Linked DNA regions of Homo sapiens: all the other regions are linked to region 1. The links are chromatin contacts, found by Hi-C or POLR2A ChIA-PET in ENCODE. All regions are on one chromosome and are shown on one strand. The core of a region is the stretch at or near the end of the contact, and the rest is flanking DNA. Distances in the headings are between cores, read along the strand shown. Region 1 holds the start of KLHL2 (kelch like family member 2). Region 2 holds the start of MFAP3L (microfibril associated protein 3 like). Region 3 holds the start of NEK1 (NIMA related kinase 1). Region 4 holds the start of DDX60L (DExD/H-box 60 like). Region 5 holds the start of DDX60 (DExD/H-box helicase 60).

The links. A loop is a pair of places that touch in the nucleus more often than their neighbours do. ChIA-PET counts read pairs that join two places held with the same protein, here RNA polymerase II (POLR2A). Pooled maps may share reads with other maps.
Region 2: a pooled map shows a loop between it and region 1 (4-fold over the local background). The contact joins the promoter of MFAP3L here to the promoter of KLHL2 in region 1. A Hi-C loop is called at or near these places in 4 of 50 pooled maps.
Region 3: a loop to region 1 is called in a pooled map, with 4 times the contacts of the local background. The contact joins the promoter of NEK1 here to the promoter of KLHL2 in region 1. A Hi-C loop is called at or near these places in 9 of 50 pooled maps.
Region 4: a map of CD4-positive, alpha-beta memory T cell shows a loop between it and region 1 (11-fold over the local background). The contact joins the promoter of DDX60L here to the promoter of KLHL2 in region 1. A Hi-C loop is called at or near these places in 1 of 168 maps with a recorded cell type or tissue (CD4-positive, alpha-beta memory T cell) and 6 of 50 pooled maps. POLR2A ChIA-PET finds 5 or more read pairs at or near these places in 1 of 52 experiments (activated T-cell).
Region 5: a loop to region 1 is called in a pooled map, with 4 times the contacts of the local background. The contact joins the promoter of DDX60 here to the promoter of KLHL2 in region 1. A Hi-C loop is called at or near these places in 6 of 50 pooled maps.

What each region holds. Positions count from the first base shown.
Region 1 is chr4:165,206,107-165,208,947 of GRCh38, forward strand. It overlaps KLHL2 (kelch like family member 2), which reads left to right and starts at 1,455. Exons shown (of 15, transcript NM_007246.4): 1 at 1,455-1,796. The coding sequence starts at 1,771. RefSeq lists an enhancer at 1,076-1,576 and a silencer at 1,107-1,756.
Region 2 is chr4:170,024,943-170,027,783 of GRCh38, forward strand. MFAP3L (microfibril associated protein 3 like) reads right to left here and starts at 1,453. Exons shown (of 3, transcript NM_021647.8): 1 at 1,292-1,453. RefSeq lists silencers at 1,261-1,350, 1,431-1,830, 2,289-2,358 and enhancers at 1,830-2,549, 2,539-2,678.
Region 3 is chr4:169,611,185-169,614,025 of GRCh38, forward strand. It overlaps NEK1 (NIMA related kinase 1), which reads right to left and starts at 1,399. Exons shown (of 36, transcript NM_001199397.3): 1 at 1,038-1,399; 2 at 836-959. RefSeq lists enhancers at 872-991, 1,412-1,471.
Region 4 is chr4:168,479,045-168,481,885 of GRCh38, forward strand. It overlaps DDX60L (DExD/H-box 60 like), which reads right to left and starts at 1,448. Exons shown (of 38, transcript NM_001012967.3): 1 at 1,333-1,448. RefSeq lists an enhancer at 1,467-1,706.
Region 5 is chr4:168,317,348-168,320,188 of GRCh38, forward strand. It overlaps DDX60 (DExD/H-box helicase 60), which reads right to left and starts at 1,405. Exons shown (of 38, transcript NM_017631.6): 1 at 1,275-1,405. RefSeq lists an enhancer at 1,339-1,668.

The DNA of each region.
Region 1 (2,841 bases), core at 205-2,704:
GCTCATCGCAACCTCTGCCTCCCTAGTTCAAGCGATTCTCCTGCCTCAGCCTCCCGAGTAGCTGGAATTACAGGCATGCACCACCATGCCCGGCTAATTTTTTGTATTTTTAGTAGAGACGGGGTTTCTCCATGTTGGTCAGGCGGATCTCGAACTCCCGACCTCAGGTGATCGGCCCGCCTCGGCCTCCCAAAGTGCTGGGATTACAGGCGTGAGCCACGGCGCCCGACCTCTGTCCTTCTTTTTGTGGGATATTTTCAAACAAATCCCAGAAAAGTCATCCTTTTAATGATCAGATCAAGCTACTCACCACTTTCTAATTGCTTCTAATCTCAGTAAAAGCCAAGTCCTTTATCACGGCCTGCAAGGCCTGGGTGATCTGTGATTACTCCTCGCCACACCCATTCCTGCCGCCGTCCTCCTGACCTCACTCTGCTTCATTAGAGGGTCTCCCACCCTCGCGGCCCCAGCAAGCATCATCTGGAAAGCTTGTTAAAGCACACGCTGCTGGGCCCCACCCCCAGAGTTTCTGGTTCAGTAGGGCTAAAGTGGGACTGGAAAATTCGCATCTCTAACAAGTTCGCAGGTGCTACTGCTTCCAGCGGGCATACTTGGAGAACCACCAGCTGCACTGTTCTCCTTCCCGTTCCTCAACAAGGCAGGCAGGATCTTGCTTAGCAGTCTCCACGCTGCTCTTCCCTCTGCCCTAGGCATTCTTTGCATTACTCAAAGCCCCTGTTATTCCATCTCTTTAACTCATGCCTTTTGAGAGGCCTTCTCTGACCACTCTTTCTAAAATCTCTTTCCCTCTCCTCATCCTCATTTATGTTTCTTCATGGTAAGCATCACTTACTGTTTCCGTCACCCCGTCTAGATGGACAGCTCCACAAGCAGAAAGACTTGGTTTTGCTGTCACAGCCGCAGCACTAAAACCTTGCTTAGCAGGTGCTCACTTCACTTGTCCAAGGAATGGCTAGCATACTGAGGAGGGAGAGCCTGCTTCCTGCCTGGGACACTGGACAGGCAAATCACTTCTTCTTGCCTCAGTGCCACCCTTTGTAAGGACACTGGTTGGTTATGCCTACCCTTCCCATCTCCCTGGGTACAGGCACAAATGAAAAGAATAACGTGTACACGCCCGCGAAGCAGAGCAGCAAGTGGATACCGAGCATTATTACGCCGTGCGTTCGGCCGCCCTTTTTCTGCACGGAGAACCCCCTCCGCTCCCATTTTCCAGCGCCCCCGTCCCGGCGATCCAGAGACCCGCTGTGGGCGGCCGCCGCCCGCGTCCCGGCCTGCGGGCCAGCGTCTGGGCACGCCCGCCCCGCACCCGGCTGGCGCCCGCCCGCCCGCCTCCAGAAGCAGAAGCGGCAGCGGCAGCGGCAGCAGCAGCAGCAGGAGGAAGGGGAGGCGCCGAGGGAGGGGTACTCGGCCGCCGCGGGAGGCCGCATCGCAGTCCCGTCACAGCGTCGGCGCCGGCCGGGGCCGAACCCGGAAGTGGCCGAGCCCGCGCGCCCGCCGGTCCCGTCGCCGCCGCCCCGCACTCGGGCGAGCGCGGGAGCCGCGCAGTAGACGGAGCGCGCCCGGCCGAGCGGGCCATGGCCGCGGGGGCCGCCGCCGCAGGTGGTGGCGCGCGGTGAGGAGAGCGCGGCGCCCCCTCCGGGGCGGATGGAACGCGGCTCGGCGGGCGGGCAGTGCCGGCGTCCGCGGCTGGAATGGTGCTGGCTGTGTTGGTCGGTGCCTGCGTTCTGAAGCCCGAGAGGAGCCACAATGGAGACGCCGCCGCTGCCTCCCGCGTGAGTGAGCGGGCGGGCGGGCTGCGCCGCTGCGGATAAGCGCGCCGCTGCGGCGCGTGTCGCCGGCCGCGGGCGCAGCTCTGGGGACAGCCGCCGGGGCCGGCGGGAGGTGGGAGATGCGGGGCGTGACGAGGCGCTGTGCCCGCAGTCCTGAGCGGACGCGGACGGAAACTCAGCCTGGCCAGGCGGTGACTTAAAACGCTGCCCAGGATTTCTGGGGAAGGGTCTTCCCCATCTCGGGCGGATAGAAGATTCGGGGTGGGGCTGTGCATGGGTGACCCTGCAGGTCCTGTGTGTACCTCCCTGAAATGCATGGGCACCTGGTGCCGAGTTTGCCTACCCCTTTATAAGAGATCAGGCTAGGATGCACTGAGTCCGTTGAAAAAAGGAAACTGGAAAGTACCAGTCACCCGCTGTCTAAATGAATTGATCTTAGGTTGCTTGATTCCCCGAATTTCTAACAAAATTAATATCTGAGGAGCTTTTGCATCACTCTAAATGAGCGGCGGCCGTTCAGGGCATGTGACCTCTTTTACCTGGCACTGCAGAACGTTTTATCCAGAAATCAGCATCTTCTGTTTCGTTCGTACCTCGGGCAAATTAGTAGCGTATCGACCTGCCAGGCACAGGTGTCTTTTTTCTTTGGTACCCAAGTACATTCAAGATCACTGGCAACAGAATTACTTTCTAGAAATAATAGCTGAAACATTATGTAGAAGACATTATTGCATTATTCAGAACAAGGGTTTTTTTTTTAAATTTTAGTTTTTAGTTTTAAAAACATCTTGGTAAAAGTGAACTGTAAATACCCAGGAGTTTCGAAAATTTCAATTTTGGTTCCCTCTTCTCTTAGGAAGGAACAAGAGTCCTTTGAATCTGACTTTTCAAATCGCAGACAAACCTCATCCTGAAGAATGGTTTACCTTTTCATGAGAGCTTATTCATGGAGGCTTGTCGTTCTCCGGTCAAATTTGGCAAGCTTCACTCCATGCCGATTGTACCGCACCAGTCTCTTGTGGTTATTTGGCAGAATTCCAGCCAAAAT
Region 2 (2,841 bases), core at 203-2,702, 4.8 Mb after region 1:
AGCTTAATGAATAAAACAACTGAACCCACTAAGTGGTACTTATAGAAAAGAGGCTTGAGAATTTAGCTTTAGTTAGCAGAACTAGTTCCCACTAGAACAGGATTGTTTATCTTGCCCCTATTAGATACAATAATCCTAATAGTGTTAATGGTACTAAATGTTTTAGGAATAAACAACTGTAGAAACCACACTGGGACCTACAAATTGCACTTTCTGTGTAAGTAAAATGTCAGAAGAACTACACTGTTATAACTTACGGTCTCATGAAACGACATTTTTTTCCATCTTGTATTTCATCTTGAAGGATTTTACTATGTTCAGCATAGTAGCAACTGAAAAAAATGTGTTTCATCTAGAAACAAAAGTGAGAAAACTACAAAAAACACTGAGCTTCTGCAATGCTCGGTTTCCAAGTTTTTAACATTAAATCGAAGATAACGCAAAATAAAGATTGCCACAGTAACCAAACTTTTCTGCTAAGTATCCTTAAAAATAATGACAGTTCGATCGTATCTTAACTGTTTTCTACAATGTGAGCAGATAATACACCTACAAACCTTTTTTTGCTACCTTGCTTTATAAAGCTTGCAAGTTTTTTTTTCAGGGCTGGAGAAGACAGCTTAATGATCAAGCTTAAAATAAATCGGTTCTGCAATCACTCTGTATTTTAATCCGATGAAGCACGTTTCCCCATTCCACGCCATGAAGCAATTCGATGTCAACTTGTTATGGAGTCAAATGCGACAAACTCCGAGAGCTTCAGTAGCGAGGCGGCGGCTCGCAGCACCCACAGCCGCCCGCACTCCTGCGGCATCAGGACACGGCGCCCTCCCGACGCGGAACCCGCATTCACGTTCTCCGGAGCCCTGGCCAGCGCACGCTCCTCCCTGTCCGGGTAAACTGAGGCACAGCGATGAGAGAGATCCAGAGCCCAGCGAAAGCCCCCACGGCTGTTCGGCGTCCCCTTCCCCCACGACACCTAGGAGGCTCGCCGGCAGCTGGCAGTGGATTCCGCGCTCCTCGCCCTCGGAAGGTTACGGTTCGAGCCCAGGATGCGGCAGTCCCCAAACGGCCAGCCCCCGCCCCGCACGGATCTCGAAGCATCCTGCGACCCCCTGGAGCCCGCTGCCCGGACCCTGCGGCGTCTCGCAGCGCAGCCTCCGCCGCAGTCTCAGCCAGCCCAAACACCCGAAAGTTCGGCGGCCCCGGCGCCGACTCGGCCGCCGACCCGGTGCGGGGCTGGCTCCCACCCGTGCCCCTCCGCCCCGGCCCGCCGGGGGCCCCCGCTAACCTGACACCGCCGCGCCACTCAGGTGGCCGCCGTGCACCCCTCGCCATGGCCAGCCCGACAGCGGCCGCTGCGCCGCACTCTGCGCCGGACGCCCGGTAGCGCCTACTGCGGGCGAGCCGCCTCCGCCGGCGCCTCACAGCGTTGCGAGCTGCGCCGCCGGCTGCCGGGAGCGCGGAGCTTCCCACCTACAGGAGCCTGGGCCGGCCGGGGCCGAGCATGCCCAGTGCGGCTCGCCGGGCGGCGCGGAGGCGCGGGTGTAGCCGCCGGGTTTTCGCGGCAGCCGCGGGCGGGGGCAGCGGGGCGGGCGGTGCGGCGCGAGCCAGTCGGTGCTGCGGAGCGGCCCCGCGGAGGAGCCACCGGAGGCTGTAGTTGCCGGGGAGTCCCGCATTCAGTCCGCTCAGCCTCTGGGCCGGGCCTCGGCGGCCCCCAGAGCCCCACACCCGCAGGCCCAGGGCCTCCGCGGCAGCGCGGGACTCTCACTCCGCTCTCTCTCCCGCCCGGGGCTTCCACCGCAACTTCTGTGGGCGTCGCATCGCACGCGTGTTCAAGGACACCCAGGAAAAGGCTTCTTAGGGTCCCATCCTGGGGCGCTAAATGGGAACCAGTCAACCCACCCCCAAGCCTACCCTGTCTCCTTGCAATCAAATGCAATCACGAGCAAACCACCTTGCTTCCGAAAGCTTCTCAGGCCTTCCCGGGCGACTGCGCTGTAAGTCTTAAACGTCTCTTAAAGCAAAGTCCACAGATGGAAGAGTCTGGAAAAAAACCCAGCGGGCCGTTCCCTGGTGACTTTCTGAGTGGTGGGGTTCCAGGAATTTTTTTTTCATTTTCTTTAAAAATATTATTTGTAATTTCCACGTTTTTTCTAATGAACCATAAGTTGATTTTTTAATTAAAAAGTAGAGTACTCTAAAATTATTAAGTACCTACAGAAGTTTCGCTACACGATCCTGCAATGTTAGTGGCTTCTTCTCCTCCTTATCTCCCTTTTTTTTTTTTTTTTTTTAATTTTAAAAGAGAACAGAGACTCTCAATTTCTGGGGCGGGACCAGGCTCCTTCCCCCGGCTTTTTAGTGCCCGCCCTCTTGGCCACACCCCACTCCGGCCTTTTTACTCCCGTACCGCCCTCTTCCCGGTGGGTTGCTGCGAAAACCCGGAAAGGTGGACTTTCCACATTGACGCTCCCGGCGGCTCCGGCAGCCAGACTGGGCATGTTCCGCCGCCGGGTCAGGCATTGCTGTGCCAAGAGAGGAGCTTTAGCAACTCTCAGTCTCTCTGCTCCTCTCTGTTCCTGGCAAACTGGCAAAGTAGTGCCTCTGACCCCACGCCCCGAGGTCGGACCTGCAGAAGTGGGTCAGGACCCGACTGAGCATGCTCCGGGCAGTGCCAGGCTGCCGCACGCGGCTGCATCTGGTTGCCCAAGGTTGATGTAGCCGCGGTCTCTCGTCACGACATCGAAGCTCGGGAAACGGATGGAAGCAGGGCTCTAGAGAGGCACGATTGCATCGACACGTGGGCAGGTCGCCCATGCCAAGGGCCATGTTGGTGGG
Region 3 (2,841 bases), core at 149-2,648, 4.4 Mb after region 1:
TGTACTATTCACACGACCTCAAAAGAACTTCTGTGGTCAAGTCCGACGACCTTTATTAAATTCCTGACAGTGACTTTTAACGTGAAAAAAACCTGTTTTCCCACAAAATAGGCTCCTTACATTTCACCTAGAACAATGGATATTTTAAGTGAAACAGATCTGTAGAACCTCTAAAACCAGACAAATGTAAACTAGAAACAAGGAGTTACTTCTCTCCAAATTTGGCTCCCCTCCATCAGCTCTACAATACTGCTGCATCATAAAAAAAGGTCATTAACTTAGATTGGATGCCACTTTTAATCCTTCATAAACATTTCTAATGAAACATACCAAGGCAATAAAAAATATTTCTGCTTCCTAAAGCAGATCTTAAAGAACAAAAAATAGGCCTGCAAAAAAAGTTATGATAAACTCTTAAAGTAGTACAACAATTAATGCCTTACATATGGAAACTGTGTCAAATCATGGAAACAGAAATCTAAGATTACAGGGTAACCAGCTAACTACTACTCATATTCGCTTCCTAATTAAAATTTATCAGTAATTTAAGATTGGACACAACATAAGCAATGCAAATGCTTGCTTATCCATACTAAGATTCCTATTATTTTAATCCCATTACCGCTCTAGTTTTTAAAAATACCGTAATGTCCAAGAATCGCTTTGTTAATACAGAGTGTCTTAGAGAATTAACATTTAAATGAGATTAAGGTATTTTCCCTGCAAACACTTAAGGTATCTGTGTAATCTCAATATAAGCAGTTCTACGCACATCTCATTTCCAGGATGATTTTTACCATTTTGCATGTCATTCCTTCCCCCAAGTGGAACTCACCTCAGTGACACAGGACGTTAGTAGGAATAACGGTGATGACTAATAAGCATCAGTCTAGGTGTGGCAGTCTTCCTACGGGGCTTAATAAAGCAGAGGTACCATCCCGCATTTTGAAAATGACATCCTGAAAGAGAAACCAAGACTGTCTAACCAGCAGCAGCTCACAGTCCAGACTGAAAGGGGGCACTGAGACTCTCCACACCTGACACTCGTCTTCAGTTGATACCACGGGTTTGACTCCGTCCTGTCTCGGGCGACGCCCGTAAGACAGGTCGACACTACCCCGACGAAACAAACAAACTGGTTTCTGAGCCCCGTAGAAACGGCGGGGTGCAGCAGGGGGAGTGCCTCCGTTACCGCCTCTCCAACTTCACAGAGGTCGTTGCTAGTGGCCACGGCGGGGTGGGGACGGGCGGCGTTCGGGACTGGGAAGCTACTTGACTGCCACGTGCTCCTGCCTCGCAACAGCGGCTCTAGATTCCGAGTTATGGGGACAACTGCTCGAGAGGCCAGGGTAGGGTAAGGACTCCGCAACCTAGGGTCCCAAAACCCTGGAGCGAATGCGGACTAAGGGAGAGCGGCCGGCGCGTCACCGGCGCTGGCGTGTGACGTCAGCGCGTGGAAGGCGGCACGCAGCGGAGGCGGCTGGGAAGGAGCAGTGAGGCTGGGCTAGAACCGTAGGGTCGGGCGGGGTGCTGTGCGAAGGGGCGGGCGGGGTGCTGTGCGAAGGGACGGGAGGGGCGGGCTCTGCAGGCGGGAAGACAGAAAGGACGAGACGGGAGAGATGAAAAGGATGGAGAGAGTGTAAAGCTGTTAAGAGTCATGCAGAGATGCGGGAGAGAACTCACTAGTTGAAACCAATTTGGAATATAAAGCATATAAAATTTTCCCACAGCTACTACACCGAGAAAGGGACTTTTTTATTTTACATGAAAGCGCACTACTTAGGGATGCCACATTTTAAAGAGCAATTTTGCTTTAAAAAGCAAGTCTTTTCCTATTATATCTTGGATGGTTGAAACAGAAGAATGTTTAAGTCTTGAGATATTTTTAAAAAGCTGTATGGGGTTTTCTACACCTTTACATCTAATGTATGTATAAATTACTTGTCTGTATGTTGAAGGGTTTGGAAATGTACAGCAGTCTAAGTACATTTTTTCACTGCAGGACTGGCGAAGGTAGGAAGAGATTCCCCTAAAACTATAATAAGGGATATCATCTGGCGTCATCCTGAGTGGCCCTACTCAGGGCAACTTTATTCCTAGGGACATTGAAAGATTTTGGCGGCTTTGCCAGACGATGGCGCTGCAAGTCACCCAACCTGAAAAGCTGGAGAGTTTGTTTTATCTCCTCTTCAATCGCCATACAGCTACAAAAGACTTATTTTCCTCATTCTTTCTACTTCTAGTCTACACTCCTGTGGGCCCTCCTACCCCCAGTTAGTAGGAATTATCATGTCTGAATGCACAATTGTAGTTCTACCCACATCCTTTTGTACATCAAAGTGAAGTGAAATGTTGCCAATTACTAATCTAAGCAAATTCTTTTTGCTGCTTACAGGAAGAATGGCTAGTCAGCTAACCTCCTTAGATAATTCTTTAGGCTCATGTCATAAACTATTGGTAGGACTACAAACTGCTACAGTCTTTCTAGAAGGTATGCTAGCAGTATGCATATCCTTTGACTCAGCAATTTAACTTCTGGAACAAGTGAGCAATGATTTATATACAAGGATAACCGTTATTGTTTATAACCAGAAAAACTAGAAATACTGTAAATGTATAACAATAAAGAATTGATTAAATTATAATATATCCAAACAATGAAATACTCTAAAGCCATTTAAAAGAGTAATCAAGATCTACTTTATTGACATACAAAGATACCATTGATATATTGATGAGTAAATAAAGCAGGTTACCTAAGAAGATTACCTGATTTCCCTTTCTGGTTTATATACCCCTGTACAATTGATTTTTTTTTTTATTTTTAAACAAGAGTGCTTT
Region 4 (2,841 bases), core at 198-2,697, 3.3 Mb after region 1:
AATATCTTTTAAAGTGTATGGATCTAGAGATAGACAGATGATGGATCGATGGATGGACGGATGGTTGGATGGCTGGATGATGGATGGATGGATGGATGGATGGATGGATGGATGGATGGATAGAGAGATAGGAGCTATAGACAAAAACTTGTCTCTTTGTAGAGTATCAGGAAGGATTCACACTAAACTATCCCCAATATCTTTGGGATAGAAGGCGAAGAGCCTTGGAAGCATAACTCACCCTCATTTATTTTAGTACCCTCAACTCTCAGCACCTGAGTTCCACCAAACTTCAAACTGCAAATCTTAGATTGAATGGTATGTTACTGTTTTCAGGAGAACACTCGAAATCATGAAGGTCTGTATGTCGTTGATGTTATGGTTTGGACTTCTTATTGTGTCTTTAAAGGACTTGCTTCTGTTTGGTTCTGACCGCTTTTTCTAGCAGTCATTAGGAGCTTTCATAATCCTTAAGGCCCCATCACGGATGATGTCAGCTTCTTTGATTATGGAAAACCTTGAGAAGTTTATTATAAATTTATCAATGTAACTTTGTAAACAAAAGAGAAGCGGGAAAAAAGAACAAAGTACCTTTCCAGAGAAATAGTAAAACCTTATTTCCGCTATTAAGAGCTTAAATCCGGCCGGGCGCGGTGGCTCACGCCTGTAATCCCAGCACTTTGGGCGGCCTAGGCGGGCGGGTCACGAGGTCAGGAGATCGAGACCATCCTGGCCTAACATGGTGAAACCCCGTCTCTACTAAAAATAAAAAATAAAAAATAAAAAAAAATTAGCCGGGCGTGGTGGCGGGTGCCTGTAGTCCCAGCTACTCGGGAGGTTGAGGCAGGAGAATAGCGTGAACCCGGAAGGTGGAGGTTGCAGTGAGCAGAGATAACGCCACTGCACTCCAGCCTGGGCGACAGAGCGAGACTGACTCAAAAAAAAAAAAAAAAAAAAAGCTTAAATACAAGACGGAAAAAAGGGAAGCGGCTTGCTGCCTGTCAATGTCCAGGTTCGAATGGCTGTGCTCAGATGTGGTGACCCTTACTTTCTCCTCAGCACCCCAGATCCCCAGGCCCCCTCGGGTGCAGAGGACCCGTTAAATGCCTGAGCACTCTCCTCTCTCACGGTGGTTGTCCCTCTTCCCTACCTCTCCGCGAAGCTGCCGCCCGAGCCCAGTGGGCGCCCCAGCTTCCCTCGCCCGGCGCGCACGAAGCCACCAGGCCACCTCCCCGCCCGGTCCATCTGGATGTTGAAGGAATCCTAGAACCCCCGCGGGACAGCTCCGCTCCAGGGTCCCTAGCGACACCCGACGTCACCCGCAATCCTCACCCCGGCCGCCGAACCTGCTAGGTCCAAAGAGCTTCGGAGCTGCACGCCCCGCGGGGAGGAGGTGGAGCAGAGGAGACCGAGCGCAGAGCCTGGCGTCGGACTGGGCGCTCTGAGCCACACAGCAGCCAGCGCCTGAGTTTTTATCTAGGGAGTTAGTTTCGGTTTCTTTTCTCCACCGCGAGGCCTTTTCGATTTCCGCAGTTTTCTGGAGGTAGAATATAGGTCTGCATTGGTTTACTCTGAGAATCTTAGGGAAGTAATAGTAGAAGCGATGATATGCTATCTGGGACATGCATGTAATTGTAAAGGGAAAGAAAGCAGAGAAATCTGGGACTCTAAACAAGGAATTGAGGCTGAGAGTAAATGCAGCACGCTAAGCACTATGAAAGTCTGCGGTGAGGTGTGGCGTTTTTCTTTTCTGGCAAGGTACTGGACAGGCAAAAATGGAGTAAAAAAGGATTAGGGGCTTTGAGTTTCTGTCCTAAGAAGTTCATTTTATGAAAAATTTCCAATAGTATAACTGTCCAGTGTGAACATTTGAAAGACCAATCATCTATCACAGAGAATTTAAATTGAGAAGAAGAATGCTCTTTAGTTTTGTCATCAAGCTCATTAATGTTTGAAATTCGAGTTTCAACCCCAGCCCATCATGGTCTTTAGTGCTCCAGACGCTTAATTCCATGACGTTATGCATGTGCAGAATATATTGAGATTCAAGGTGGTGGTGAGGGTGCCCCAGTAACGGCATGGGGTAATAAATGGAGAGAAATCGAAACCGGAAGTTCTGTCTTCAAGAAAAGGAAAGGGTGGAAGTGACTTGTTCACAATAGAAAGAGCCCAGAAGAACAAAGTTTTTTCTCAGACTCTGGAATATAAAGTGGCTTCGAAAAGGAGGTGAAAACATTGCTCACTTCTGTCAGGATTTTTCTTTAATTTTATGTTTGGTTGAAAATAGTTATGATTCTCTTTCTCAATGAGGATGACATTGAGAAAGAACCTGAAATGACTCATGATTAAGTCATGAGTTCATCTCAGATGAATTCCTCTCTAGCATCTGATACTGGACCTTTGTATCATAAGAATGCATTTGCTAGCAGCAGAAAATTGGGCTTTGCTGTAAAAGCATTCATTGAGCTTTTTATGTGCCAGGCAATAGGCTAAGCCCTTAACATGTATTATCACATTAAATCTCACAGAAATCCCATGAGCAACTTTACTGTTGCTATTTTATGGATGAGGTAAATAAGGCTTAGAGAATTCAATTACTTGTCGATGACCCTACAGGTAGTTAATGGTAGCCAAGACTTCAAAATTTAATTCCAAAGATAATATCTACAATATTCTCTGTATATATTATCTCATTCCAGTTCTTTTAAATACTACAGTGTCATTATTCCTCCCCCAAAGCACATACAATTTAATGGGGATTTCCTCTTTTGGTTGTAGAAGTGGGCCCTACATGTTCTTAATATAATTGACTGTCTGCTGTTGTTTTTCTCTCTTAAAGAT
Region 5 (2,841 bases), core at 155-2,654, 3.1 Mb after region 1:
TGTCAGAACCATATTCTGATTCAAACAATCTTAAAAAGGAAGAAGAAAAGAAGAAGGGAGGAAGAGAAATGGAAAAGAGAAAAAAGGAGGGAAGAGGAAAGGCGCAAAGGGGAGGTAAAGAGGAAAAAAATGGGGGCAAGGGAAGGGAAAGGAAATCATGGATTCTGTATTGGAACAGAATGGTGGAGCTACTTGATGAAAGGCATCAAGCTCCTGAAACCCTGCCTGGAGAAGAGCTGGTGGGTTAAAATGGCTTCCAGTACCCGGTATAACCCTCTCCCCTTGAGTGTGGACAGGACCTGTGAATTTAATGGCATAGTCTCTTTAATGATTCGGTTATATTATGTAAGACTTCATCATAGTAGACTCGGGAGATTCCCCCAAAGAGGCTTATACCTTCTTTAAAGGTACCCTATACCTTCTTTAACGGTATAAGCCACCTTGTTGTGAGAAGGCCACTGTAGCTAAGATCTCAGGGTGAAATCTAAAGACATGGGAACCCCCAGCCAACAGCCAGCAAGAAAGCAGGTAACCTCAGTCCTTTAGCTGCAAGAAACTGAATTCTTCCAACAACCTGAATGAGCATCCATGGTGTCCCATGAGGCCACAGCTCTGACACCTTGATTTCAGCTCGATGAGATGCTGAACAGAGAACTCACTTTACCCATGCCTGGGCTTCTGATCCACAGCAATTGTAAAATAATAAACTTGTAATGTTTTAAGCCACTATACCTGCCCCTTGACCAGGAATAAATTAAGTTACTGGAGTAGGAAATAAATTTCTATTGTCTTAAGCCACTGAAATTTAAGGGTGCACAGAAATTACCTGGGGGAATCTTATTAATAAACGCAGATTCTGATTCTACAAGTCTGGAGCAGGGATTGAAGGTGGAAGCTTCTTGCTGCTGTCAATGTACAGGTTTTACTGGCTGTGCTTAGATATGATGTCCCTTAATTTCTCCTCAACCTCCATTACCCAGCTCCCACCTTTGACGGGGACTCCTTAAATGCCTAACTAAGCACTCCTCTCTGTCTCAGACTTCAGGCCTTTCGCGGTTGTCCCTTTCCTCCGCCCCTCCCCACGCCCGGCCTTCCGGGCCAGCAGGGGGCCCGTGCGCCACGGCCTTGCGATCCCAGGAGGTTCCCCAGATTCCCGCGCCCCGAGCCCAGCACTCCTGGGCCACCTCCCTGTCCGGTCCGTTGAAGAAGACCTAGAACTCCCGCTAGACAGCTCCGCCCCAGGCTCTTCCCAAGGGACATCCCCGGCTCCTCACCGCGGACTCAGGACCGGTGGTGTCCAAAGACCCGCGAGCTGCGCGCCCCGCGGGGAGGGAGTGAAACAGAGACCTAGCGCAGAGCCCAGGTGGAAGTTCCAGGTTACCCCAGACCTGGCCTAGGACTCGGCGCTCTGAGCCACCGCAGCCAGTCTTTTATGCATCCGGCGGGAGTTTCGGTTTCCTTTCTCCTCTCAGAAGCACTTAGGTTTCAGTTTCCCTTCAGCACGAATTAGGCGAGGCACTTTCGTGGAAAGTTTAGCATCCTTCCCTTCAATCAGAATCTTAAGAAGGGGAGCATGGCGAGACGTTAGTTAAAAGGTATGAAGTTACAATAGCTAGGAAGAACCAGTTCTGGTATTCTATTCTGCAGTAGGGTGTGTATAGTTAACAATAATGCATATTTCAAAATAGCTAGAAGAGAGAATTTTGAATATTCTCATCACAAAGAAATAGTAAAGTTTTGAGGTAATAGATGGGCTAATTATCCTGATTTGATCATCACACAATGTATACATGTATTGAAACGTCACATTGTACCCCAAAAATATATACAATTATTATGCGTCAATTAAAAATAAAATGAAACTAAAAAAAACCTTAAAAGAGAGAGACAAAGGCAATAAAAATGGGCTTTGGAATTTGGGCATAAATATAGAGTAAATTGAGGCAGAAAAATTTGTAACATCTAAACAAGATAAAATCAAGAAGAGTTAGAATTTAGAAATTGATAAAATGTAAAAGACACTGTGGAATCTGAAACCCCACAATGAAATTGGAGATCTTGCTGCTTCTACTTGTATGCAAAAAGAAAAAAGAAAGTATGTAACAATACATGAACTTTGAGTTTCTGTTATGAGAAGCTGATGATTACTGTTCTGTATAAACTGTAATTGGTACTTTCATGGGCCAAGAATCAACATTAAAAAATAAATTGAAAATGCAGAATGGTCACATTTATTTGTGCCTCAAATTGATGAAATGTTCTCTTAATTTTTGCCTGTTGATACTTGCAGTGTGGGTTTCGATACTCATCTCCTTTCCTTTCAGTGCCCTCGTATGCTTGATTTCATTAATGCTATAAATATGCATTCATATATTGGAAATAGAAGAGGGTGTGGAGGAAAGACAGCAGTGAATTTGGGTAATCAGCATGATAAGAAGCCACAGGCTGCTTTGTCTACAAGGAAAGGAAAGAGCCAAGGTCCAGGCACTGCTCCACAGGGAACACAGAACAGAGAGAGTAGTGAATGATACTTTGTCTTGTGAAAAATTAGAGAGTCAAGTTGTTAAAAGAGGGGGATATGGGGAAGGAGGACATTTCTCACATCCATCAGACAATTACTTGTTTATTCATTTGTTTAGAAATTCACGTGTTTGTTAGTGATGAGATTAAGAAAGAAAATAAAAGACTCTAGAATTTAACACATGATTGGTCTTAAATCAGCCAATATTCCTGTCTCCTTCACTGTGATCTCTGATGTACCTGCCTGGGGTAGGCTGAATAATACCCTGCACTCCTCCCTCCAAAAGAGGCCAAAATCCTAATTCCTGGAACCTATGAATA